Linked DNA regions of Homo sapiens: region 2 is linked to region 1. A link is a loop called in an ENCODE intact Hi-C map of the cell type or tissue named here. Cell type or tissue: transverse colon. All regions are shown on one strand. Each heading gives the region's core, and the rest is flanking DNA. Links, peaks and the distances in the headings are about the cores only. Region 1 overlaps CDH1 (cadherin 1). Region 2 overlaps CDH1 (cadherin 1).

Region 1 (9,569 bases), core at 73-8,072:
GTGTGGATCCAGATATAGGCTGTGTGCCTTACTAATTTTCATAGGACATGATGATTAGATCACTGTTTGGCAAATATTCACTCCCTCCCAACCCCAGCTTGTGAGAAAAGTATACATCCATCGATCTGGGGCTTTGTTGTGTGACTTGCTTAGCCAATGGGACAGTAACATATGACACAGGCAAAGGTCTGAAAGGCACCAGCTTCTGGTACAAAGATGAGACTTGCATGGAACAGACCTGGACACAATTCACAGGTTAGAGCCATTCAGCTAAACTCTGCCTAAATCTGCTGAGCCCCAGCCATCCTACAGATTCTCATGAGCTTAGATGAGACCAGCAGTTGCTCCAGCTACCCCACGGTACATGAGAAAGATACGCATGTTGTGTGCCGCTGAGATTCCACGATTGGTTGCTCTATTGCTCACTGATACAATATACGTGGTATCCCCAAACTAGACTTACAAGTCCCTGAAATCTAGAACAATATTTTTCTCTGTACACCCACCTCCCTATGTTGTATGGAGCTCAGTAAATTGTGCCTCACTCTGTGGCCTCAGTCAAAAACAGGACTCTGTAATAGACCCCCATGGATCCCTTTCTATAATAAGTAGGCTCTCCAAGACACTGAACAGTTCCCTGGACAACTCCAGGGTAAGATGTTAAGATCATCTCCAAAATCAGGAAATACAGAGGGACTGAAGGTATAACCATGACAGAAAAGGAGTTTGGTCTAGCTAAAAACTCAAAAGAAACAAAGCAGACCAGTTGTTCTATGTCAAAGAGAATCTGGCTGAAGTTCACGTCCAGAGAATGGCAATGAGGAAGGCAGGCTCTGAGACAGACCATTTAGCCCTGTCGCTTCCTAGCTGTGTGACCTTAGCCAAGTTACTGAGCTTCTCTGTGCCTCAGCTCGCTCACTGAGGTGCAGAACAGTATGCGATCAATAAATGTTAGCTGTGTTGGTGATGATGTGATGATGATGATGGTCAATGACAATGTCTACTTTCTTGGGTAAGGCCTTAAAAAGATAATATCCAAAGTGATTCAGAGCTGTTTCAAATGCCTACCTCTTACTAATCATTGCTTCTTCCGAATAAAGAGATCACCACTGAGCTACCAAGGTTTTCAAAACCCACCTGGTCCTCTTCTCCGCCTCCTTCTTCATCATAGTAATAAACGTTGTCCCGGGTGTCATCCTCTGGGGGCAGTAAGGGCTCTTTGACCACCGCTCTCCTCCGAAGAAACAGCAAGAGCAGCAGAATCAGAACTGGGATGGTGGGGGAGACAGAGCAAGTGTTGAGAGCCAAAGATAAAGAAGGCCAGAAGCAGCAGCTATCACAGAGCACCCCTCATACCAGACAGGGGGCAGTTAGACAGCCACTAGCTGCCTTCAATACACTTGAAGATGTCAATCCACGTGACACTCACATCCCTGAAGTCGGTATGTACAGTACAACATAGTAGACAGTGATATGTGAACTCAAGCATGGTCCTTAACTTTCAGATGGGTTTTAAACTCAATCACTGTCATTTTCCCAAATCTGGGGGAAAGTGTTCCAGGCAGAGGAAACAGTAAGGACAGAGGTCCTGAGGCAGGAGGAGCATGTTTGGTGTGATGGAGGGAAGGTGAGGAGGCCAGCATGGCTGTAGCAGGGTGCATGAGGGGAAGAGACATGGAGAAGAGCTCAGAGGGGCAAGCAGGGCGGGAGGGACATATGGGCCACTGTGAGGACTTTGGCTTTGATTCTGAGTTGGAGCCATTGAAGGTTTGTGAGCAGGGCTCCTAGGTTAGCCCAAATGTGATTGATACATAACCAGCTATGGGGAGTGGGACAGAGACTATAAAATTGCCTGGTATGTTCTTATTTTCTCTTAAGATAGAATCATGTAAGCAAGCTTTAAAATCTATTTAACTTCCAAGGCTTAACACAAGGGTTACATTTGATCTTGGGATTATTTCTAGGATATACACAATTAACATTTAACTTTAAAAAAAAAATCTCTAAAGCAGCCAGAAAGAAACCACTTAACTTAGAAAATACATATATTATTCACTGTGAATGAAAAAAAAAAAGATTCCATGTGTTTTCTATCCATGGGTGCCCAAGTACCTATATACTGTACCCTATGAAGCATAATCTTTATTTATTTATTTATTTATTATTATTTTGAGACAGAGTCTCACTCTGTTGCCCAGGCTGGAGTGTAGTGGCGCAATCTCAGCTCACTGAAACCACCACATCCTGGGTTCAAGTGATTCTCCTGCCTCAGCCTCCCAAGTAGGTAGGACTACAAGCACCTGCCACCATGCCCAGCTAATTTTTGTATTTTTAGTAGAGACAGGGTTTCACTATGTTGCCCAGGCTGGTCTCAAACTCCTGACCTCAAGTGATCCACCCACCTGGGCCTCCCAAAGTGCTGAGATTACAGGCGTGAGCCACCACGCCCGGCCGAAGCATAATCTTTAAACAGGAGGTTGCATAAACTTGGGGAAAAGATTTCTCAGATGTACCTCAACTACCTATTTCTAAAACCAGAAAAATGCCAGAAACCTTATCCAGATAAACAGCATAACTCCCTTGTCCATGATTCATCAACAAGAACACTGAATTGGCTGCACAGGGAGACAGCACTGAACAAGACTATAGGAGCTACACAGTCCCCATCCATGCAAAGCAAGAGGCAGTTTACCGTTTCCAAAATGACCCCTCTTATCAGCTGTGCCAGAAGCCCAGTATCCGCAGGCTCTGAGAAAAAGCCTGGCACAGAGTAAGCAATCAAACATTGGCGGAAAACATGAAAAGCTTCAGATCTCCTGGTGTCTCTCTAGTAATTTTTTTTAATAGAGATGGGATCTTGCTATGTTGCCTAGGCTGATCTTGAAACCTAGGTTCAAGCAATCCTGCCACCTCAGCCTCCCAAAGTGTTGAGATTATAGATGTGAGCCACCGTGCCCAGCCTCTAGCACATTTGTGCCCTTAAGAAACAAGAAATTGGCCGGAGGAGTGGCTCACACCTGTAATCCCAGCACTTTGGGAGGCCAAGGTGGGAGGATCACTTGAGCTCAAGAGTTTGAGACCAATGTGAGTAACATAGTGAGAACCCATCTCTAATAAAGAAAGAAAAAATAATCATAGAAGTTAAAAATACAAGAAATTGAAATTGAACATCTGAACTCTGGCATTGCCTCTGTTTTAAATGTTGCTCTACATGGGAATCCCCACCCCCAGTGTCTAAAAAAATACATACCCATAGCAAATTTAGGTAATCCTATTTAAAAAAAAAATATTTCAAGTATAACTACAATCTTTAAGATTCCCTGGCTGGGCACAGTGGCTCATGCCTATAATCCCAACACTTTGGAAGGCCAAGGTGGGAGGACTGGTTGAGACCAGGAGTTTGAGACCAGCCTGGGCAACATAAGGAAACACTGTTTCTACAAAAAAATATTAAAAAATTAGCTGGGTGTGGTGGCTCATGCCTGTGGTCCCAGCCACCCAGGGGTCTGAGGTGGGAGGATTGCCTGAGCCCCGGAAGTCAAGGCTGCAGTGACCTGAGATCTGAGATCACTCCACTGCACTCCAGCCGGGCCCACAGAATGAGAACTTGCCTAAAAAAAAAAAAAAAAAAAAAAAAAGATTCCCTTTAGAATGAATGTACTGGTCAGTAACCACTATACCAAAAGCAGACCAGGCCACTGAAATGTAATTTGACTAGGAAGTGGGCAGGCAGGGCTTGTGTTACCCTGCCCAAGGCAATGATGAATTAACCTAATCTCATGGCACAATAAAGCCATGTAAAGCCTGGCAGGATGAAAGTCCAGAAGGCTTGCTCAATTCTCAACAGCACTATCCTTTTCTTCAACTTTGGGAGGACACCAGGAGGGGGCAGAAGCAAATGGGATGCCCAGCAGACATTTCTGGAAGGTTGAAAGGCACCCTCTCCTGGAGTCCACTGAGGCAGCAGCAGCAGGATCAATGGCACCCATGCTCAATCTAAATTGAAAACCCTAGATTTGGTCCCACTGCTCCCTCCAAAATTCTTTTTCCATTCCCACCAGCTTGGCCTGGTCTCTGCTCTTCTAGGAGTCTCCTCAAGCCTCTGCTGTGCTTTGCTAGGAGGGGAACCTTCCTAAATACCCATCTGCCTGTTGGAATTCTACCAGCCCCTGTGGCCTAACCACTTACATCTTCCACAAAACTGTCCTTGAGACTCAATTAACAGCCTTTTCTGACTACCCTGACTACAAAGGCATTCATGAGCTGGACCACCCCTTGCAGTCACTAATTATATATGATCTTTAAACATTTCTTTTAAAAAATTTTTTTTAATAAAAAAATGTATTTTTTATTTTTATTTTGTAGAGACAGTCTTGCTTTGTTGCCCAGGCTGGTGTCAAACTCCTGGCTTCAAGCAATCCTCCCACCCTGGTCTCCCAAAGAGTGAGCCACCATACCAGGTCAAAGGTTTCTAATTGACTTGCTCTCATTTGCTGTGATAATCATTTGCTTGCTCTTCCATCATTCACATGTTTAAAGCCCTACCAGAGTTCTGATGTAGTGCACTCCTCCATATGGATACTTTGTCTTTTGATGCACATAGTCTGTTTTCATCGCTAATTTATTCCTTTAATAGATTCAGTACTTTCTCCCTGTGTGTAAATGATAAAAGTATTTACCTTGACCATAACAGCTCCTGTGTCACCCCTAGGGCTCACTCCAGGTGGGCTCCAATGGAAACAGGTTTAAGGACTATGGCAGAAACTGCCAATTTTCCTCAGCATCCTTTTTCTCCTTTATCCTTTTAGTCATTGACACTCACTGCTCACCCTACACTCCACCCCTACTCCATGTCAATTTTCAATTGTAAGTAGAAGCTTCCAGGTTCCCTTGCAGCTAGATGTGGCTGTGTTTGGGCCAATGGTATATAAGTGGAGGTGATATATGCAACTTCCAGTCGTTTGGCCTCCACTTCCTCTGTTATCCCCTTCCCCAATCTAGGATGGAATGTAGAGGTGGTGGTGGTGAGCTGGCTAGCTTAGACCACGCTGATGAGGGCAGCCCCCAAGGTCTTGCTACTCTGCCTATGGTCTAAGGAACTGCAACATCAGTACCGCCTGGGAGCTGGTTAGAAATGTAGAATCTGGCCGGGTGCGGTGGCTCAAGCCTGTAATCCCAGCACTTTGGGAGGCTGAGGCGGGTGGATCACCTGAGGTCGGGAGTCTGAGACCAGCCTAACCAAAATGGAGAAACACCGTCTCTACTGAAAATACAAAATTAGCTGGGCGTGGTGGCACATGCCCATAGTCCCAGCTACTCAGGAGGCTGAGGCGGGAGAATCGCTTGAACCTGTTAAGCAGAGGGTGCAGTGAGCTGAGATCACACCATTGCACTCCAGCCTCGGCAACAAGAGCGAAACTCCATCTCAAAAAAAAAAAAAAAAAAAAAAGAAATGCAGAATCTGTGGCCCTATGCCAGACCTCCTGGATCAGATTTCCCAGTTCAAAAAGAGGCCCAGATGATTTGTATGCTCTCAAGCTTGGGATGCACTGTCTTGAAGAATGAAAAGAGACAAGGTAGAAGAAACCTGGGTCCCCTGTTGACTTCATGGCCTTCCCATCTTAGACCATTTACCTCTGAAATGTTCAGTAAGAGACAAACTTCTATTTTATGGAGGCTGGCATAACTTGGGAGTCTCTTTCCCACATCAGCTAACCTATATCCTTATTAATATAAGAACAAAAATCATTTCCAGGAAATAAACCTCCTCCATTTTTTTAAGTCAAAGGCTGAGTCACTTGCCAGCTGGACTTACTTAGCAAAGCAAGAATTCCTCCAAGAATCCCCAGAATGGCAGGAATTTGCAATCCTGCTTCGACAGGCTGTGCCTTCCTACAGACGCCAGCGGCCCCTTCACAGTCACACACGCTGACCTCTAAGGTGGTCACTTGGTCTTTATTCTGGTTATCCATGAGCTTGAGATTGATTTTGTAGTCACCCACCTCTAAGGCCATCTTTGGCTTCAAAATGATAGATTCTTGGGCTGGAGAAAGCAATAAAAAGAAATGATGAGACCAGGGGAGGAAAATAAAAAGCTCATTCCAGAATAAAATTGCTAGTGAACTAAAGACACCCGCAAGCCGAGTGAAGAGAGCAGAGCTGCTTGGGTTTTATTTAGGTATGTACTTTTTTTTTTTTTTTTTTGCTGTAAAAAGCTTTATTTCCATTTGGTCTAAGGCTTGGGAGAGGGCTCTAGAGTTGGTTTAAAAAAGCTGCCTAGTGGCTGGAGGGAGAGGCTTAGGCAGAGCGGGGCTCTTCAGATGTCGCTGGGTTCGGTAGGCTCCCGTGTGCCTGAGGGTGAACCTTTTTGCCCAGCCCGGCCTGGAGGCCGGCTGGCCTGTGAAGGTTGGTCAGGTGGTCACCTATCTTCTTGATGAGTTTTACTTTTTCATCTAGGAAGTGGCTCTCCAGGAAGTCACAGATATGGGGGTCTGTGCAGGTGGAACCCAAGGCATGAAGATCCAAAAGGGTCCAGTTCAGGTTCTTCTCCAGGGCCAGAGTGACTTCCATCGCACCCAGGGTTTTACCCCATTCATCTTTACATGGCTTCTGGATGTCCGGGAAGACAGTGCGGCCGCCACACTGGTTTTGCATTTTCAAGGGACACTCAGCGCCCTTGTGCTTCTCCTTGGCCAATTTGTGGAAGAAGTGGTGCACACCTTCCAGATCCACATCGTCATGGTGGAAATAGAAGCCCAGAGAGAAGTAGGTGTAGGAAGCCCATATATGCAAATTGACCAGGCAGTTGACAGCTGCCTCCACCTCGGTAGAATAGTTCTGATGAATCTGGGAGCTCACGATTGGTTGGCAAGAAGGAGCTAACCACAAAAATGGTGTTGTTTGGTCCCAGGAGCAGGAGGTAGCAGAGAAGATGGTCCTGGTTGCAAGTGGAGAGGGGAGTGGAGGGTGGCTAGAGGCTGGGAGAGGGAGCCCTGCTTGGGTTTTAGATTACTGGGTAGCATGCTACAAAGTTAGATACCAGGAAAGGAAAAAGACCTTTGGAGCAAGGCCTCAAAGACAGAAGGGACAAGGAAGCAAGTATCAATGGAAGGGGTGACATCTAGAAGTTGAGAAGGGAAATTGAAAGGTGGGGATCTGGGGGAAGGGAAGCATGGCAGTTGGAGCAAAGTTGCCAAAATAAAACTCAGGTACCCACTTGGGTCGTTGTACTGAATGGTCCAGTTGGCACTCGCCCCGTGTGTTAGTTCTGCTGTGAAGGGAGATGTATTGGGAGGAAGGTCTGCATCAATGATGTTTATGACCTGAGGCTTTGGATTCCTCTCACAGAAGAATATAGTTCGAGGTTCTGGTATGGGGGCGTTGTCATTCACATCAGACAGGATCAGCAGAAGTGTCCCTGTTCCAGTAGCAACTGGAGAACCTAAGAGAAAATACACAGAAAATGTGGCAGCTTGGCAACAGTAATGAATCCCCATTGCCTTCCACCAGACCAAGTCTAGATCTTGTCCTGGCTCTTCAGTGGTCCCTCACCAGGCCCCACTCCACCCGCAGAACCTCCTGTCCCACCAATCCCAAAGGACCTCCACTCCCAGGTGGGCAGGTCTCTGGCCGTTTTACACAGACAACTTATTCCCACCTTGATAACAATTATTCAAGTTATTCCTCACACCAAGAACACACTCCTCCTTCTTCACATATCGTTATTCATTCACTGAATTTTAACTACTCCAAGAAGTCCTATTGCCTGCCTGTTGTTTCCCTAGTTCTCCTTTTTCTGCACTTTCCTGCCATTTGAGGTCATTAACAAAGCATTGAGTCTTTTTATTTATTTTAATTTTAAGCCTGACTAGAAGCTTAAAATCAAAGGGGATGAGTTGGGTCTTTTGAAGTCTCTGCAAATTGGTTTTCAAAATAGATTGGGGAGTTCACATACGCTTTTTTTTTTTTTTTTGAGGCAGAGTCTCACTCTGTCACCCAGGCGGGAATGCAGTGGCATGAACACAGTTCACTGCAGCCTCTACCTCCTGGGCTTAATCTCCCACCTCTGCCTCCCTAGTAGCTGAGACTACAGGCGCATGCCACCATGCTTGGCTAGTTTTTAAATTTTTTTTGTAGAGAGGGGGTCTTATCATGTTGCTCAGGCTGGTCTTGAACTCTTGAGCTCAAGTGATCCTCGCATCTTAGCCTCTGAAAGTGTTGGGATTATAGGCGTGAGCCACTGCGCCCAGCCCATCCACACTTCTGTTTGCATTTCTTTTATATCTTGACACAACACGGAGCATATGGTAGTAGGAAAAATTGGTACCCAGGGAACTATCATCAATATTAGTATACGATACGGATACAAAACAACAGAAGAATCCATCTCAAACCTATAAATAGATATGTCTAGATGGCATGACTGTAAATTTTTAAAACTTTTTTCTCATGTAAATTTTATTTTTTAACAATGAGCACACGTCATTTAAAATTAACTCAAGGAGGCCAAGCATGATAACTCATGCCTGTAATCCCAGCATTTTGAGATTATGGGCAGTATGTTGCCCAGGCTAGTCTTGAACTCCTGGCCTCAAGCCATCTCCCACCTCAGACCCCCAAAGTGTTGGGATTACAGGTGTGACCCTAGCACCCAGCCTATAAATGTATTTAAATACACAGAAGCAGTCTGGAAGGACCCACACCTAACTGATTTAACACCTAACTAATTTCACCCACATGGGTATTAACATTTTTCAGGTAAAGGAATTGAGGGACATAAAAATTAAACAGCAGGCCAGGCACGGTGGCTCACACCTGTAATCCCAGCACTCTGGGAGGCCAAGGTGGGCAGATCACAAGGTCAGGAGTTCAAGACCAGCTTGGCCAATATGGTGAAACCCCGTTTCTACTAAAAATACAAAAAATTAGCTGGGCGTGGTGGTGCACACCTGTAATCCCAGCTACTTGGGAGGCTGAGGTAGGACAATTGCTTGAACCTGGGAGGCGGAAGCTGCAGTGAGCCAAGATTGCACCACTGCACTCCAGCCTGGGTGACAGAGCAAGACTCTGTCTCAAAAAAAAAAAAAAAATTAAACAGCAAATCCAAGGTCACACAAGTATTAAGCTTTGGAAATGGATTGTAAACCATCATTACCTGGTTCCCTTAGGGAAGGAATAAAGAGTGAGTAGTGAAAAGTAAGTTCTGTTTGACCAAAATTACTTGAAAAAACAATTTTTTTTTTGGAGACAGAGTCTTGCTCTGTTGCCCAGGATGGAGAGCAGTGGCGCAATCTTGGCTCACTGCAGCCTCCACCTTTCAGACTCAAGCAATCCTACCACTTCAGCCTTCTGAGTAGCTGGGCCTACAGGTGCTCACCAACACACTCAGCTAATTTATGTACTTTTTGTAGAGACAGGGTTTTGCCATGTTACCCAGGCTGGTCTTGAACTCCTGGGCTCAAGTGATCCTCCCACCTCAGCCTCTCTAAGTGCTGGGATTACAGGTGTGAGTCACCGTGCCCAGCCCACTTGAATTTTTGATAATAAGAATGCCTTTGTTTAAGAATAAA
Region 2 (15,910 bases), core at 3,485-11,484, 70 kb after region 1:
AGCTACTTTTTACAATTGATTTATCTTCAGGAAGCAAATAGCCTTGCTGTGGGGAAGAGAGGAATCAAACTTTTTAAAGGTCCCTTACTGTTTAAAAAGATGGCCAGAGAGATCCATCTAAGCTCAGCTGGTTTGGGGCTTTTTTTTTTTTTTTTTTTTTTTTTTTTTTTGAGACGGAATCTTGCTCTGTTGCCGAGGCTGGAGTGCAGTGGTGCTCACTCTTGGCTCACTCCAACCTCTGCCTCCCAGGGGTTCAAGCGATTCTCCTGCCTCAGCCTCCCAAGTAGCTGGGATTATAGGCGCCCACCAACACGCCCGGATAATTTTTATGTTTTTAGTACAGACTGGGTTTCGCCATGTCGGCCAGGCTGGTCTCAAACTCCTGACTTCAGGTGATCCTCTGGCCTTGGCCTCCCAAAGTGCTGAGAATACAGGCGTGATCCACCATGCCCGGCCTGTGTTTTTGTTTTGTTTTGTTTTTGTTTCTGAGAGGAGCAAAATGTGATTGAAAGTTTTAGGAATCTGGCTTCCTCCTCTCCATTATAATGCACTCCCTCACTGCAAAAGTCCCCAAAAGATGGACATAAGTCACCTCCACTGGGGGTTATGGGGTAACCCTGCAGCCTAATCCTCCCACAGCAAAGAGCCCCTCATCAAACTACTCACTGAGTGGCAACTACATGCCAGGCTTAATGCTGGGGGCTGCGAATACTTCCCAAGTACCCAGCCTGGTGGGGGAGCATAAAGGAACCCAGGGGATCCCAACTGGCAAAGGGAAGGAGTAGGACGTATCCCGACACAGGCCTTGGGGATGAGGATCAGAGAAGGCTTCCTAGAGGTAGCAACAACGAAGATGGCCCTGAGAGAGAAATGAGCCAGGCAAGGAACACTGGGAGGTGTCCCCAGTGGAGGGGTCAGAATATGCCAGAGCCAGCAGCGCCATTGGAAATGGGAGTCCATGGCCCCACCCTGGGCCAAATGGAGCAGAAGCCCAGGGGAGGCCCAGACCTCTGTGCTCAGCTCAGAACCTGAGCAGGCAGGCCAGTGCCCATGCTACTAACCATCAGGCTCCACTGCCCAGAATGGAGAGGGGAGGCAGAACTGGCAGGAGGAGGCAGCCGGTGGATCTGGGCTAAAGGACCAGAGGAGTCCCAAGTGAAAGACAAAGTCCTGGTGATGGGTACAAGGCCCTCCACATGCTGCCACCCCCTCTGCCCTTCTGCCAGCCCCTGCCCCTTGATCACTGACCTTGCCCTTCTGCTCAGTGTCAGGGGTGTGTCTTTGCTGTTCCCTCCATCTAGAACGCCCTCCCCTCCGTCTAGAACACCCTTCCCTACCTAGTCACATGGCCTGATCCTTCACCTCTCTTGGGTCTTTGCTCAAATGTCCCCCTTCAGTGAGGCCTTCTCAGATCACCCTAGTACTTCCCAGCAATGCTCCATTCCGATTCATCTTTCCTACACACCTGTCTCCACTCAGTGCTCTAAATATTTTGCACATTGATTATGTTTATTGCCTGCTCCCTGCAATACCTGAGAATACAAATTCCATGATGGGGGACATTCATATGTGTCTGGGTCTCTGTGTCCGCCATTCACAACAGTGCTTGGCGCATAACAGCCCCTCCATCATTACTGAACAAACGAATGGAGGATAGACACATGGATGGGTAGGATGGGTGAGATGGGCACCTAGAAGCAAGCTTGAGGAGAAGGGGATTTGGGATAAACATGTGGGGGCAGGGGAGAGGGTATGGGATAGCCCAGCGGGGCTGCCCCAAGCCTGATGTATCAGCCTAGACCACTCAGGCCTCTCCAAGGGCTGCCCCAGGCAGCGGGAGGGCAGAGGACCTGCTGTCCGGGTTCTCCAAGTTCTCCCAGCTTGCTAGCCTTCAGGCCAAAAGGGCCTCACCCAACCAGCCACACTATTGTCCTTCTGCAGTCCTGCCAGGCTCTGTTGAGCCCTGTCTGCCTCAAAGGCCCTGTAGGAAGAACCAACGAGGGAGTTTTCTCACAGCCCCTACCCTCCTGTGTGACTCGAGGACCGGAAGTTCAGTTTCACTTGACCTATCTGAGTCACCATCCAAATATACCATCTGTCATATTCCTGTCTCCCAGTCTCTGCACAGGAGGTCCCGCCCCCACCTCTCTAGGCTTGGGGCATCCCCCTCTCAGCCAACAACAGAGGCTGAGAGTCTCCCCGTATTCCTGTTCACATACCACCCCACATCCCAGACTCCCCCTGGCCTCCCCACTCTGGGGAAGCTCCACCAGCTGACCCAGCCCACACAGTCCCACCCCACCTGAATTCTAAATGAGCCCATTGTCTGACGACTTGGCATCCCAGTGTTTTCTATCACCCCTGGGTCAGCTCCAAACTCCTGGAAACAAGGCTGGTAACTGACACAGAGCACACAGAAGGCACTCACACACTGTGCGGAAGAGAACTAAACCTCAAGGTGTGTGTGGTGGTCTGTGATATTATTAATAAAGACACCTTGCCCAGATTAAAGAGAAAGAATGGGGGAGAAACATTCTCCAAGGCCTGTTATAAAGGAGGGGCAAAATTCTCCAAGGCCTGTTATAAAGGAGGGGCAGGAGACGGTTATACTTTACAAGACAATTCACATTCCCATCTTTGGAAAACTAGAATTTAAAATACTTTAGAAGGGCTGGGCGTGGTGGCTCATGCCTGTAATCCCAGTGCTTTGGGAGGCTGAGTGGGGGAGGATCATGGGGTCAGGAGATTGAGACCATCCTGGCTAACACGGTGAAACCCCGTCTCTACTAAAAATGCAAAAAAAAAAAAAAAAAAAATTAGCTGGGCGTGGTGTTGGGCACCTATAGTCCCAGCTACTCAGGAGGCTGAGGCAGGAGAATGGCATGAACCCGGGAGGCAGAGCTTGCAGTGAGCTGAGAGCGCACCATTGCACTCTAGCCTGGGGGACAAGAGCAAGATTTCATCTCAAAAAAAAAAAATTAAAAAAAAAAAAAAAATATATATATATGGAATACTTTACAAGACAGTTCACATTTCCATCTGTGGAAAACTAGAATTTTAAAAACTCAGCCGGGCACGGTGGAAAAGGGGATTTTAGGGGCTGCATGGGTGGACCTTGGCATGAGGCTCCTTTCTAGGCCAAAGTGATGGATCTAGAATGGAAACATTCTTAGAAATAGAGCCGCTGAGCACAGGAAGGATAAAAGCCAGCCAGGGCGGTACACACTTTTCCTTCCCAGCTCCCCTAGCTGTAGAAGCTTCTGTTTATGATTTGGAAATGGAATTGTCAGGCCCGGCGTGGTGGCTCACGCCTATAATCTATAATCCTAGCACTTTGGGAGGCCAAGGCAGATCACCTGAGGTGAGGAGTTTGACACCAGCCTGGCCAAAATGGTGAAACCTTGTCTCCATTAAAAAATACAAAAATTATCTGGGCATGGTGGTACGCGCCTGTAATCCCAGCTACTTGGGAGGCTGAGGCAGGAGAATCGCTTGAACTCGGGAGGCGGAGGTTGCAGTGAGCCAAGATCGCACCATTGCACTCCAGCCCAGGCAACAGAGCAAAATTCCATCTCAACCAAAAAAAAAAAAAAAAGAAAGAAAAGAAAATGGAATTGCCATAGTACCTAACTCTAAAGTTGATGCAAGGATTAAAAAAACAAGATCATACATGAACAGTTGAGTACTCAATCAATAAATGAATGCAACGACTATTGTGGTCATTGTATAACAATACTATTATTATTGGTAGAGATGGGGGTCTTGCTATGTTGCCCAGGCTGGTCTTGAACTCTTGGGCTCAAGCGATTCTCCTGCCTTGGCCTCCCAAAGTGTTGGGATAACAGGCATGAGCCACTGTGCCCCCTGTAATCCCACCACTTGTCGGAGGCTGAGGCAGGAGGATTGCCCGAGCCGAGGAGTTTGAGACCAACCTGGGCAACACAGTGAGACCTTGTATTTTTCAAAATAAATTAATTAAATGTAATTAGCTGGGCACGGTGGCTCACACCTGTAATCCCAACACTTTGAGAGGGCTAGAGGGGCAGATCATCTGAGGTCAGGAGTTTGAGACCAGCCTGACCAACATGGTGAAACCCCATCTCTCTAAAAATAGAAAAAATTAGCCAGGCATGGTGGCAGGCGCCTATAATCCCAGCTACTCAGAAGGCTGAGGCAGGAGAATTGCTTGAACCCGGGAGGCGGAAGTTGCAGTGAGCCGAGATGGCACCAGTCTGGGCAACAGAGCAAGACTCCATCTCAAAAAAAAAAAAAATTGCACTCAAATGGATGTTGGGTCAAAGGAGCGTCTTATTCTTTAGGAGGTCAAGAGCAAAGTGATAAGGGGGTATCACTCTTCCTCATACTCAATCCTCTGTGGCTCCTTTGACACTTACACTACCCGCCCCCCGCCCCATGCTTTTTCACTCCCTTGACACAAGTCTAAAGCAGAAACATCTAATGAGAAAAACTAATTTGTTTTTTTAGAGATCGATTCTTGAGACATTGACCAGGTTGGAGAGCAGTAACTATTCACGGGCACAATCAGCATGCACTGCAGCCTCGAAACTCCCAGGCTCAAGTGATCCTCCTGCCTCAACCTCCCAAGTAGCTAGGACTACAGATGTGTACCACGGAGCCCAGCCAATAAAAACTAAATGAAGAGTGGTTGCTACGTACCAGGCACTGGAAGCACTTCGCACATGCTAACTCATTGAATCCTCATTGCAATCCTTTGTGGTAGGGGCTATGTTTATCCCCTTTGTACAGGTGAGGGGACTGAGGCACAGAAAGATTAAGAAACTGGCCCTAGGGAATTCCCATTTGGGTCTCTCTCTCTCTCTCTCTCTCAAAAAAAAAAAAAAAAAAAAAAAAAAAGAAATAAAAAGAAGCCTACCCTAGGCAAAATGGGGTGGGGTTGGGATAGAGGGGAGGGACACAAAAAAATTTGAAAAAAAAGAAAGAAACTTGCAGGCCAGTGCAGCAACTCACATCCGTAATCCCAGCACTTTGGGAGGCTGAGGCGGGCAGATGGCTTGAGCTCAGGAGTTCAAAACCAGCCTGGGCAACATGGCAAAACCTCGTCTCTACAAAAAATACAAAAAAAAAAAAAAAAAAGATTAGCCTGGAGTGGTGGCATGCACCTGTAGTCCCAGCTACTTGGGAGGCTGAGGTGGGAGGATGGGGATGACTTGAGCCCAGGAGGCAGAGGTTGCAGTGAGCCAAAATTGTACCACTCCACTCCAGCCTGGGTGACAGAAAAAGGCCCTGTCTCAAAAAAAAGAAAGAAAGAAAGGAAGGAAGGAAGGAAGGAAGGAGAGAGAGAGAAAGAAAAAGAGAGAGAGAAAGAAAGAAAGAGAAAGAAACTTGCCCAAAATCACAGGAAAAGTAAGGGTCCAGTTGGGATTGGAATCCAGGCAATCCTGCTGCATTCCACCCTCCCAGTTCATCTTCTCTAAGAGAAGCTCATAGGCTAAAAGAGAAATAAATGCTGAAGAGTCAAATCTCTGTCAAAACCAGAAATGAAACCTCACATCTGGCAAGTAAAATGTGGTTTCCTAGGTTCAACAGCTTCCCAGGTATTTAAACACTCCCATGGTGGAAGTGAGAGGATTAGCAGAAAGAAGAATGAAAAATCATAACCAAATTACAAAGCCCAAAGAAAAATAAGTACAACTTACAGGAAGTTTCAAAATCAAAAACTCAGCTGGTTGCCATGGCTCACACCTGTAATCCCAGCACTTTGGGAGGCCAAGGTGGGCGGATCACTTGAGGTCAGGACCAGCCTGGCCAACATGGTGAAACCCTGTCTCTACTAAAAATACAAAAATTAGCCGGGCATGGTGGCGCTGGCCTATAATCCCAGCTACTCGGGAGGCTGAGGAAGGAGAATAGCTTGAACCTGGGAGGTGGAGGTTGCAGTGAGCTGAGACTCCAACACTGCGCTCCAGCCTGGGTGACAGAGCAAGACTCTGTCTCAAAACAAAACAAAACAAAAATCAGAGACTCAAAATACAGCTCTGAAACATCCAAAAACCTCAAGGAGTAGAAGAGGGCTTTGTTTTGTTTTGTTTTTTGTTTTTGAGAGAGCGTCTCGCTCTGTCACCCAAGCTGGAGTGCAGTGGTGCAAAACGCAGCTCACTGCAGCCTTAACCTCCTGGACTCAAGGGATCTACCTGCCTCAGCCTCCCATGAAGCTGGGATCACAGGCACACGCCACCATGCCTGGGTAATTGTTTTTGTATGTAGAGACAGGGTTTCCCTTTGTTGCCCAATCTGGTCTCCAACTTCTGGGCTCAAGCAATCCTCCCACTTTGGCCTCCCGAAGTGCTGGATTACAGGCATGAGCTACCGCACCCGGCCTCTTTTTAAATGCAGACTTGAGACAAGAAGGCAAAAGTTACAAGAAATACAACCACAAATTCTATTTTCTCCAGAAAATTTAGTCATGATTACAAGCCTGGGAGTTAGGTGGTAATGAAACCAGCCACATGAACGTCACCAAGCAGCTGTTATTTCTCCAAAACCTTTTAGCACGAAGCTAACAGAGACGAGATCTAGGGCTAGTATCTCCTGGGACTTATGAGTAAGAGCCGGCACCTAGAGTACCTGTCACTATAGAGGGTGATGTCACCGCTGATTCAACCTGATATTGAAAAACCTTACCAGGAGAGGCCTCTCAATGTCGGTGACTCAGGGCCCCACCCCACCTGTTCATAAAGTAAGTGCCCAGGTGTTTGCCTCACTGCTTATTCAAGGGATGATGTTTTCCAATAGGAAAGCCACAACTCTCCCCACCAACAAGTTGGTCATCTTGTTCCCTTTTTCAAACACTCCCACATAGTTGTGGTGAAGAATTTGTTGGGGAGGAAGCCTCGTACTGAAGGTGAGATTCCAAAGTAAGTACCAGGTCCTAGGAACACTCGTATACATGCACAAAAAAAAAAAAAAAATATGCCCTAAATGATGCCTGTTTAGAAAATATCATCCCTCTGCAGGAAGAATCTTTAGAAAACTCGGCTAGGCACAGTGGCTCATTCATGCCTGTAATCCCAGCACTTTGGGAGGCCGAGGAGGGCTTATCACCTAAGGTCAGGAGTTGGAGACCAGCCTGGCCAACATGGTGAAACCCCGTCTCTACGAAAAATACAAAAAGTAGCCAGGTGTGGTGGCACATGCCTGTAATCCCAGCTACACCGGAGGCTGAGGTGGGAGAATCGCTTGAACCCGGGAGGCAGAGGTTGCAATGAGCCGAGATCAGGCCACTGCACTCTAGCCTGGGCAACAAGAGCAAGACTCTGTCTCAAAAAAAAAAAAAAAAAAAATTTAGAAAACTCTGCTGGAGCAATATTCCTCTTGGGCAACATGCTGAGGGGTGGGGAGTGGCTTGGAATGAGCATTATTTCCTGGTTTGAATCTGATACCCTTTAAAGGAGATGTTCCTAAAGTGGCAGGTCAAAAGAGAAAGATAAATAAATAAAAAATGAAGGAGATGTGAAAATGAGCCCTCAGGATTCCTTCTCTAGAAAATGCCTGGCCTGGCCGGGCATGGTGGCTCAGACCTGTAATCCTAGCACTTTGGGAGGCCAAGGCGGGGGTATTGCTTAAGCTCAGGAGTTCGAGACTAGCCTGGGCAACGTAACAAGACCCTCTCTATTTATTTTAACAAAAAATTTAAAAATTAAAAGAAAAATGCCTGACTAGAGAACAGTCTTTTTCAATGACATGAATATAGACTTGAATGTAGAAGTCCAGTCCCCTCAAGATACAGTCCAATTCTATTTTTTTTTTTTTTTTTTTTTTGAGACAGAGTCTTGCCCTGTCACCCAGGCTGGAATGCAGTGGTACGATCATGGCTAAACCTCCCAGGCAGCTTCAACCTCCCAGGCTCAAGTGATCCTCTCACCCCAGCTCCCAAGTAGCTGGGACTACAAGCATATGCCACTACACCTGGCTAATTTTTGGATTTTTTGTAGAGGCGGGGTTCTATCATGCCCAGGCTGGTCTTGAACTCCTGGGCTCAAGAGATCTACCTGCCTTGGCTTGGGATTACAGTCATAAACCACCACACCCAGCTGACACAGTCCAGTTCTAACATCTATTGAGCACCTCACTTCTTCTTCTTTACACAAATGCCATCCTTCTTAGTGATGACTGCCCCTAAATTTCTCCACCCCAATGCATAGTTTTTATCACCCTTCCTGCTGAGTTTTATTCTTTCTTCCATACATCACCATCTACCTGTCCCCTCCAATTAGAAGAGAAATTCCATGAGGACAGGGCTTTTTCTCTGTTTGGGCCCCGCTGCATCCCCAATGCCTAGCAGAGGGCTTGGCAGGTGCTCAGCACAAATTCATTAAGTGAATGGACAGACAAATACCTCTGTCACCTGAGACCTTCAGAGAAGGAATGATCCATCCCTTTCACCTGGCTGCTCACAGACTGTTCTGTGAGTTGCCTTTTCCTGCTATAAAGAGCACAGACTTTGGAGTCCAACAGCCACCAGACATACGGCCAGGCTCTCCCACTTCCTGTGTGCATGACACACCTGTGTGCATGAGGGTTACAGGAGATGGCATACGGGAAGAGTTCAACATACAGAAAGCACCGCTCAATACACTGTTGCTTATGATCACAATACAGAGTACAACAACAAATACTTTTCTTTTTTCTTGAGACAGTGTCTCACTCTGTCGCCCAGGCTGGAGTGCAGGGAGGCAGTCACAGCTCACTGCAGCCTTGACCTCTGTGGTCTCAGGTGATCCTCCCACCTTAGCCTCCCAGGTAGCTGGGTCTGCCAGCTCATGCCACCAGGCCTGGCTAATTTTTAAAAATCTTTTGTAGAGACAGGGTCTCCCTATGTTGCCCAGGCTGGTCTCAAGGGATCCTCCCACCTCAACATTCCAAAGTGCTGGGATTACAGGCATGAGCCACTGTGCCCTGCCGAATAATTTTTTTTTTTTTTTTTTGAGACAGAATCTCGCTCTGTCACCCAGGCTGGAGTACAATGGCTCACTTGGCTCACTGCAAGCTCCACCTCCCAGGTTCAAGCCATTCTCCTGCCTCAGCCTCCCAAGTAGCTGGGACTATAGGCGCCTGCCACTACGCCTGGCCAATTTTTTTTTGTATTTTTAGTAGAGATGGGGTTTCACCATGTTAGCCAGGATGGTCTCGATCTGCTGACCTCATGATCCGCCTGCCTCAGCCTCCCAAAGTACTGGGATTACAGTCGGCCACCGTGCCCTGCCCCTGCCAAATAATTTTTTTTTAAGTATGTCTCAAATATTGCATGGGACATACTTATGCTAAATATTAGCCATCGTTTATCTGAAAGTCAAATGTAACTGATAGTCCTGTATTGTTATTTGCTAAATCTAGCCACACTACCCATTAAGCCATTACCCTGCTGAAGGCAGGACAGTCTAGGTTACATAAAGATTTGTAAGATGTGCCGGGCGCGGTGGCTCACGCCTGTAATCCCAGCACTTTGGGAGGCCGAGGAGGGCAGATCACGAGGTCAGGATATTGAGACCATCCTGGGTAACACGGTGAAACCCCGTGTCTATTAAAAATACAAAAATTAGCCGGGCATGGTGGCTAAAAATTAGCTACTCAGGAGGCTGAGGCAGGAGAATCGCTTGAACCTGGGAGGCAGAGGTTGCAGTGAGCCAAGATTGCACCACTGCCCTCCAGCCTGGGTGACAGAGGGAGACTCCCTCTCAAGAAAATAAGAAAAAAAAAAGATTTACAAGATGTTGCCCTACAGTACTCTCTCATGAATATTTATTGATCAGATGGATTTTGAAGCCATGAGATTTTTATCTTGGCCGAGATCTGATTAAGCAGGCCTTGCTTTTTTTTTTTTTTTTTTTTGAGACTGAGTCTCGCTTTGTCGCCCAGGCTGGAGTGCAGTGGCGCGATCTCAGCTTACTGCAACCTCCACCTCCCAGGTTCAAGAGATTTTTGTGCCTCGGCCTCCCGAAGTGCTGGGATTACAGGCGTGAGCCACCACGCCTGGCCGGCCTTGCATTTTTGTCTTTGAGCTTTTTGCGTCTCTCATCAAGCTCTTTCCAGGCTCCTCTGCACTGCCAAAAACTGGAAGAACAGACATCGGTTCTTGAACAATTCATGGGTCTGAAGGATGCTGAGATACCCAGGGGGCAGGTGTTGGGTGTATCTGAGAGCCTTGCTCAAGGAAGGTGTTACCCACACAATAGGAAACCAAACAGATGGCTCTGGCGGGCTCAGATATCTGCCTAGATTTTGATCTGGTGCTTCCTTACACTCAGAAGTGTGGGGTAGAAATGGCTCATCTGACCTTTAGACTCCAGACTGCAAGCTGTTTTGTGACAAGACAATTAGGTAAGGTTACATCAGGGGTGTGCAGAGCTCAGAGAAACTGGGGAGTGCCAACCAGAGGCACACGCCCTGAGAACACCCCTCCTCCCTTCTCTGTGGCTAATACATAAAGCCCTGTCTTTAAAAAAAGAAAAAAACAACTACAGTGAAATATCCTCTAGAGAGATCTGTTTAGTCCTGTCTGTATTAAATACACTCTGAAACCTCTCATTCATTCATTCCTTCGGATACTTACTGAGCCCTTATTATGTACCAAGCACTATTCTAACTGCAATTCAGCCCAAGTACAAAACAAAAGACATTAAAAATCCCTGGCCTCCTGAGGCTTCTGTTCTAGTGGGAGGAGACCCGCAGTGAACAGGAGAAATAAGTGAAATACATAGCATGTTAGACAGTGAAAAGTACTAGAAGAAAATTAAGTAAAAGAGGTGGGGAGGGCTGAGGGCAGGGTTTACTATCATAAATAGGGGGTCCAGATTGGGTGTGGTGGCTCACGCCTGTAATCGCAGCACTTTGGGAGGCCAAGGCGGGTGGATCACCTGAGGTCAGGAGTTCAAGACCAACCTGGCCAACATGGTGAAACCCAGTCTCTACTAAAGATACAAAAATTAGCCAGGCGTGGTGGCACATGCCTGTAATCCCAGCTACTTGGGAGGCTGAGACAGGAGAATTGCTTGAACCCGGGAGGCGGAGGTTGCAGTGAGCCGAGATCAAGCCACTGCACTCCAGCCTGGGTGACAGAGTTGAGACTCCATCTCAAAAAAAAAAAAAAAATACAAAAATACAAAAATTAGCCAGGTGTGAGGGCAGGCACCTATAATCCCAGCTACTCTGGAGTCTGAGGTTGCAGTGAGCAGAGGTCAAACCACTGCACTCCAGCCTGGGTGACAGAGCAAGACTCTGTCTCAAAAAATAAATAAATTGGGCCAGGCACGGTGGCTCATCCCTATAATCCCAGCACTTTGGGAGGCCGAGGCAGGTGGATCACCTGAGGTTAGGAGTTTGAGACCAGTCTGGCCAACATGGTAAAACCCTGTCTCTACTAAAAATACAAAAATTAGCCAGGCGTGGTGGCCCATGCCTCTAACCCCAGCTACTCAGGAGGCTGAGGCAGGAGAACTGCTTGAACCCAGGAGGCAGAGGTTGCAGTGAGCCGAGATTGCGCCACTGCACTGCAGACTGGATGACAGAGTGAGACTCCGTCTCTAAATAAATAAATAAATAAATAAATAAGGGGTTCAAGAAAGTCCTCCCTGAGGGCGGGAGTGACATTTAAGCAAAGGCTTGCAGTCTTTTCAGGACAGAAAAGAGTGAGCTGTGCAGATATTATGGGAATGGTCACAGCCAGTGCAAAGGCCCTGAGGTAGAAGAGTGTGTAGTGTGTTCTAAGTATAACCAGGAAACAAAGTTGTTGGGCAAAGTGAGCATGCAGAAGAGTGGGAAGAGATGAGGACCCCAGGTACATGAGTCAAAGGACAGATCAGTGAAGCCTCAGAAGTCATAGAAAGGACTTAGGCGCTTATTTTGTTTGAAATGGGGAACCATGGGTAATTTGGAGCAGGCGTGATATTTTCTAACTTAATTTTAAAAACCATCAACTCTGACTGATGGATGGAGAAAAGACTGGCTTGGAGGAAGGGGAAGGAATAAGTGGGGAGACCAGGAAGGAAGCTGCTGCGACAATGAAGGTGAAGACATGCTGAAACTTCTCTTTTGGGAATAGAGAAACAGCTGGGCGTCATGCCTGTAAATCCAGCACTTTGGGAGGCCAAGGTGGGAAGATCCCTTGAGCCCAGGAGTTCCAGACCAGTCTGGGCAATATAGCGAGATCCCTTTTCCAAAGAAAATTTTAAAAATTAGCCGGGCATGGTGATGTGTGTCTGTATCCCAGCTACTTGGGAGGCTGAGGTGGGAGGATTGCTTGAGCCCGGGAGGTCGAGGCTGAAGTGAGCCAAGATGGCTTCACTGTACTCCAGCCTGAGCGACAGAGACCCTGTCTTAAAAAAAAAAAAAAAAAACCAAGGAGAAAGAAGGTGTACAGGCGTACCTGAATGCCAAACCACAGAATCAGGTGCTCTTCTTCTTCTTGAACTTGCCCAGGTCAAATAAATTTGAAAGGCTTTTGGCTTGTTACAAGCTCTCCTAATTACAAAGCCAGCTAATTATTATCTAGAACTTGGCCAATTATCCCACGGGGTCCTGAGCTGGCCACCGTTTATGATCTTGCTCATGTGGAACAGGTTCAACCCTTCTAGGCAGGCCCCATTAGGTCCCAGTAGTAACTTTCCCTCTTTCAGCAGCAAGAGCCATGCCCCAGATGCCTGCCTGGCCAAGCGGCTTGAGTAGGTCTCATTTGGAACAAGAGTTTCTTTAAGGCGGTTTCCCTGTCCCTACACTCCCAAGTCTTGAAGGCCAATATAAGTGGATTTTCTGGGACCCAGAGAGTTGAAAGAGACCGAAAGGAAGAGAAGCGCTGTTCAGCTAGCATTTATTTGGAAGTGAAGGTCAAGAGGGAAACCGGCTGAAACTGCCCATAAGCAAAAGACAAAAGAGGCCTTCCAAAGGCAAAAAAAAAAGCTGAATTCTAGCATCACAATCAAAATTAGTGAGAGGCAGGCCAGGCCTGGTGGCTCACACCTGTAATCCCAGCACTTCGAGAGGCCAAGATGGGAGGATTGCTTGAGCCCAGGAGTTCAAACCACTGCACTCCAGCCTGGGCAGCAGAGCAAGACTCTGTTTCTTAAAAAAAAAATCATAAAATAAATAAAATAAGTGAGATGAAAAAGGTACAATGACAGCTTCTCCGAAGGGAAGAAGGGAATTCGTTTCCTTTAGAAAGATGAATCAAGTCCCACTGGAGATGCTGAGTTTGGCGTTTCCTTTAGAAAGGTGAATCAGGTCCCACTGGAGATGCTGAGTTTGGCAACAGTGTAGTAGAGGGAACAGGATGAGAGACCTGGTTTTGGAAGGAGAAAGGCCTGGCCTGCAGCCCCAGCACTGCCATCACCTGGCGGGGTGACTTGGTGGCAAGCAGTGCAACCTCTGAGCCTGATTCCTCTTCCACAGTAGGGGATGATGAAAATTCCCACCTTGGACTACAGGGAGGATTAACTGTCAAGCGTGCAAGGTCACTGGCAGGACCCACTCTCTAACCCTGTGCAAATGGACACAAATAGTTGTCTTTCATCTGCTGGCCACCTTCAAGTAAACACTCTCCAAACAAACACCTTCTATGATTTAATCCTCCAGCGTGTGAGGTCTCTGAAAACTCTCTGTATCTATTGACACAAGATTAAGGAAAAAAGATCACTATCCTATACAAATCCTTCTTTAAACTGGTACTTCACATTATTCCAAGCACAGAGCTGACATTCCCAAATACCCCTTTGAAAACTCCACCTCTGTGTCCTTCAGACACTCAAACTCAACATATTCCTCACCAAAAACTAATTTTCCTCCCCTGAATTGTTCCTCTTTCTCCTCTGTTTCCAGTGTTGGTCCAAAGGAACATTCTGGAAGCTGCTGGCATTACTTCTTGTTTAGAACCACTTAGTTGCTGGAAACCTTCCCCCAAATCAAAACTGTCTATTGGTAGGGCACGGTGGCTCATGCCTGTAATCCCAGCACTTTGGGAGGCCAAGGCAGGTGGATCACCTGAGGTCAGGAGTTCAAGACCAGCCTGGCCAACTGATGAAATCCCGTCTCTATTAAAAGCACAAAAATTAGCCAGTCATGGTTGCAGGCACCTGTACTCAGCTACTCAGGAGGGTGAGGCAGGAGAATCGCTTGAACCCAGGAGGCAGAGGTTGCAGTGAGCCAAAATTGCACCATTGCACTCCAGCCTGGGCGACAAGAGCGAGACTCCGTCTCAAAACAAAAACAAAAACAAAAAAAACTGTTTTATCTTCAGACAGGCAGGCACATAACACCTCTCCCAACCTCTTTCTCAAAACCTCCACTGGGACAGTGGGAACCGACTGTCTCTAAACGCTGATGTGCAAATGGATCACAGTCTTTGTGGAAGGCAATATCTGCCAAAATTACAAATGCACATACCTGGACCCAGCAGGCTCACCTATGGAAATTCATCTTCCAGATACACCAGAATGTGTAGAAAAAAAATGTATATCCCAGGTTACTGTCTGAAATACTGTCTCCTAAAAGATAGGACACTACCCAGTGTCTATCTATCAGGGACTGGCTAAATAACCTATGGTGCATCCATACCGCATAGCTATAAAAAGAAAATAAAAGAACGTACCCCATAAATATACACACCAACTTTGTACCCACAGAAATTAAAATTAAACATTTTTAAAATGGCCGGACATGGTGGCTCACGCCTCTAATCCCAGCACTTTGGGAGGTCAAGGCGGGCAGATCACCTGAGGTTGGGAGATCAACCTGATGAACATGGAGAAACCCTGTCTCTACCAAAGAAACAAAGTTAGCCAGGTGTGGTGTAGCATGCCTGTAATCCTAGCTACTCTGGAGGCTGAAGCAGGATAATCACTTGAACCCGGGAGGCGGAGGTTGCGGTGAGCCGAGATCATGCCATTGCACTCCAGCCTGGGCAATGAGAGCGAAACTCTGTCTCAAAAAAAAAAAAAAAAAAGTAAATAATTTTTAAAAATTTTTTTAAAAATTAAAAAAAATAAAAATGGGCCAGGCACGGTGGCTCACGCCTGTAATCCCAGCACTTTGGGAAGCCGAGGCAGGTGGATTGCTTGAGCCCAGGAGTTTGAGACCAGCCTGGCCAACATGGTGAAACCCTGTCTCTACTAAAAATACAAAAATTAGCCGGGTGTGTTGGCATGTGTCTGTAGTCTCAGCTACTCGGGAGACTGAGGTATGAGAATCACTTGAACCAGGGAGGCGGAGACTGCAGCAAGCTGAGATTGCGCCTCTGCACTCCAGCCTGGACAATAGAGCAAGATTCGGTCTAAGGAAGATATGTGTGGAGAGAGAGAGAGAGAACATACAGATACGTTGCTGGGAGAAAAACAAGGTACAGAGCAGTGCTATCATATGCTATGCTTTGTGTAAAAGGATCATATGTTAGGAATTTACGCTGGCATAAAGAAAGAAGACTATGCTTGTATTTCCATAAGGAAACACTGAAAAGGATACACAAGAGACTAATGAAATCTGTTCCCTGTGCCCCAGGGAAGAACTGGGTGAAGCGTGGTTTGGGGTGGGAAGGAGACTTCACTGTCTGCCATACAGACATATATACAAGCTTTTTCATATATATATGAAGATGTATATTTAAACTTATTTTTTAACCGGGTGAATAATTTGCCTATGAAAAGCCCAGAAAGAGAAAACCCTCCATGACCCACGGCCCAAGGCCCAGAGGTACCCTGGCCCAGCTGCCTCTGCAGCCTCATCCTGGGACCCTCTCCTCCCTCCTCTTTCTGTGCCCAGGAAGGCACAGCTCCAGCCTTCTGCCTCCATGACCCTGCCACACCTTTGGGTACCCCACTTCCTCCTCCTGGAGTGCCCTTTCCCTTTCCTTGCATGGAAGACACCCTCTTACTCATCAAGGCCCAGC

Evidence for each region. Peaks named below come from ENCODE experiments on the same cell type or tissue, not always from the same donor. Only the 100,000 strongest peaks of a DNase experiment are listed, where the experiment ranks them.
Region 2: a loop joins it to region 1, with 14 times the contacts of the local background. A loop is called at or near these places in 3 of 110 quality-filtered maps.

The regions. Positions count from the first base shown.
Region 1 is chr16:68,819,873-68,829,441 of GRCh38, reverse strand. CDH1 (cadherin 1) reads right to left here. Exons shown (of 16, transcript NM_004360.5): 12 at 7,217-7,441; 13 at 5,816-6,043; 14 at 1,138-1,268. It also overlaps the pseudogene FTLP14. Among named protein-coding and RNA genes, the nearest start is that of TANGO6, 19 kb to the left of the region's middle. In transverse colon, for the core only: no CTCF peak of the experiment used is centred there; a DNase peak (open chromatin) is centred at 3,742.
Region 2 is chr16:68,747,173-68,763,082 of GRCh38, reverse strand. The region is part of intron 2 of CDH1 (cadherin 1); the gene reads right to left. Among named protein-coding and RNA genes, the nearest start is that of CDH1, 18 kb to the right of the region's middle. RefSeq lists enhancers at 4,202-4,346, 5,589-5,638, 5,683-5,827, 6,319-6,418, 6,412-6,556 and 4 more and cis regulatory regions at 4,274, 5,755, 6,484. In transverse colon, for the core only: no CTCF peak of the experiment used is centred there; DNase peaks (open chromatin) are centred at 6,682, 8,052, 8,512 and 10,292; H3K27ac peaks cover 6,525 bases.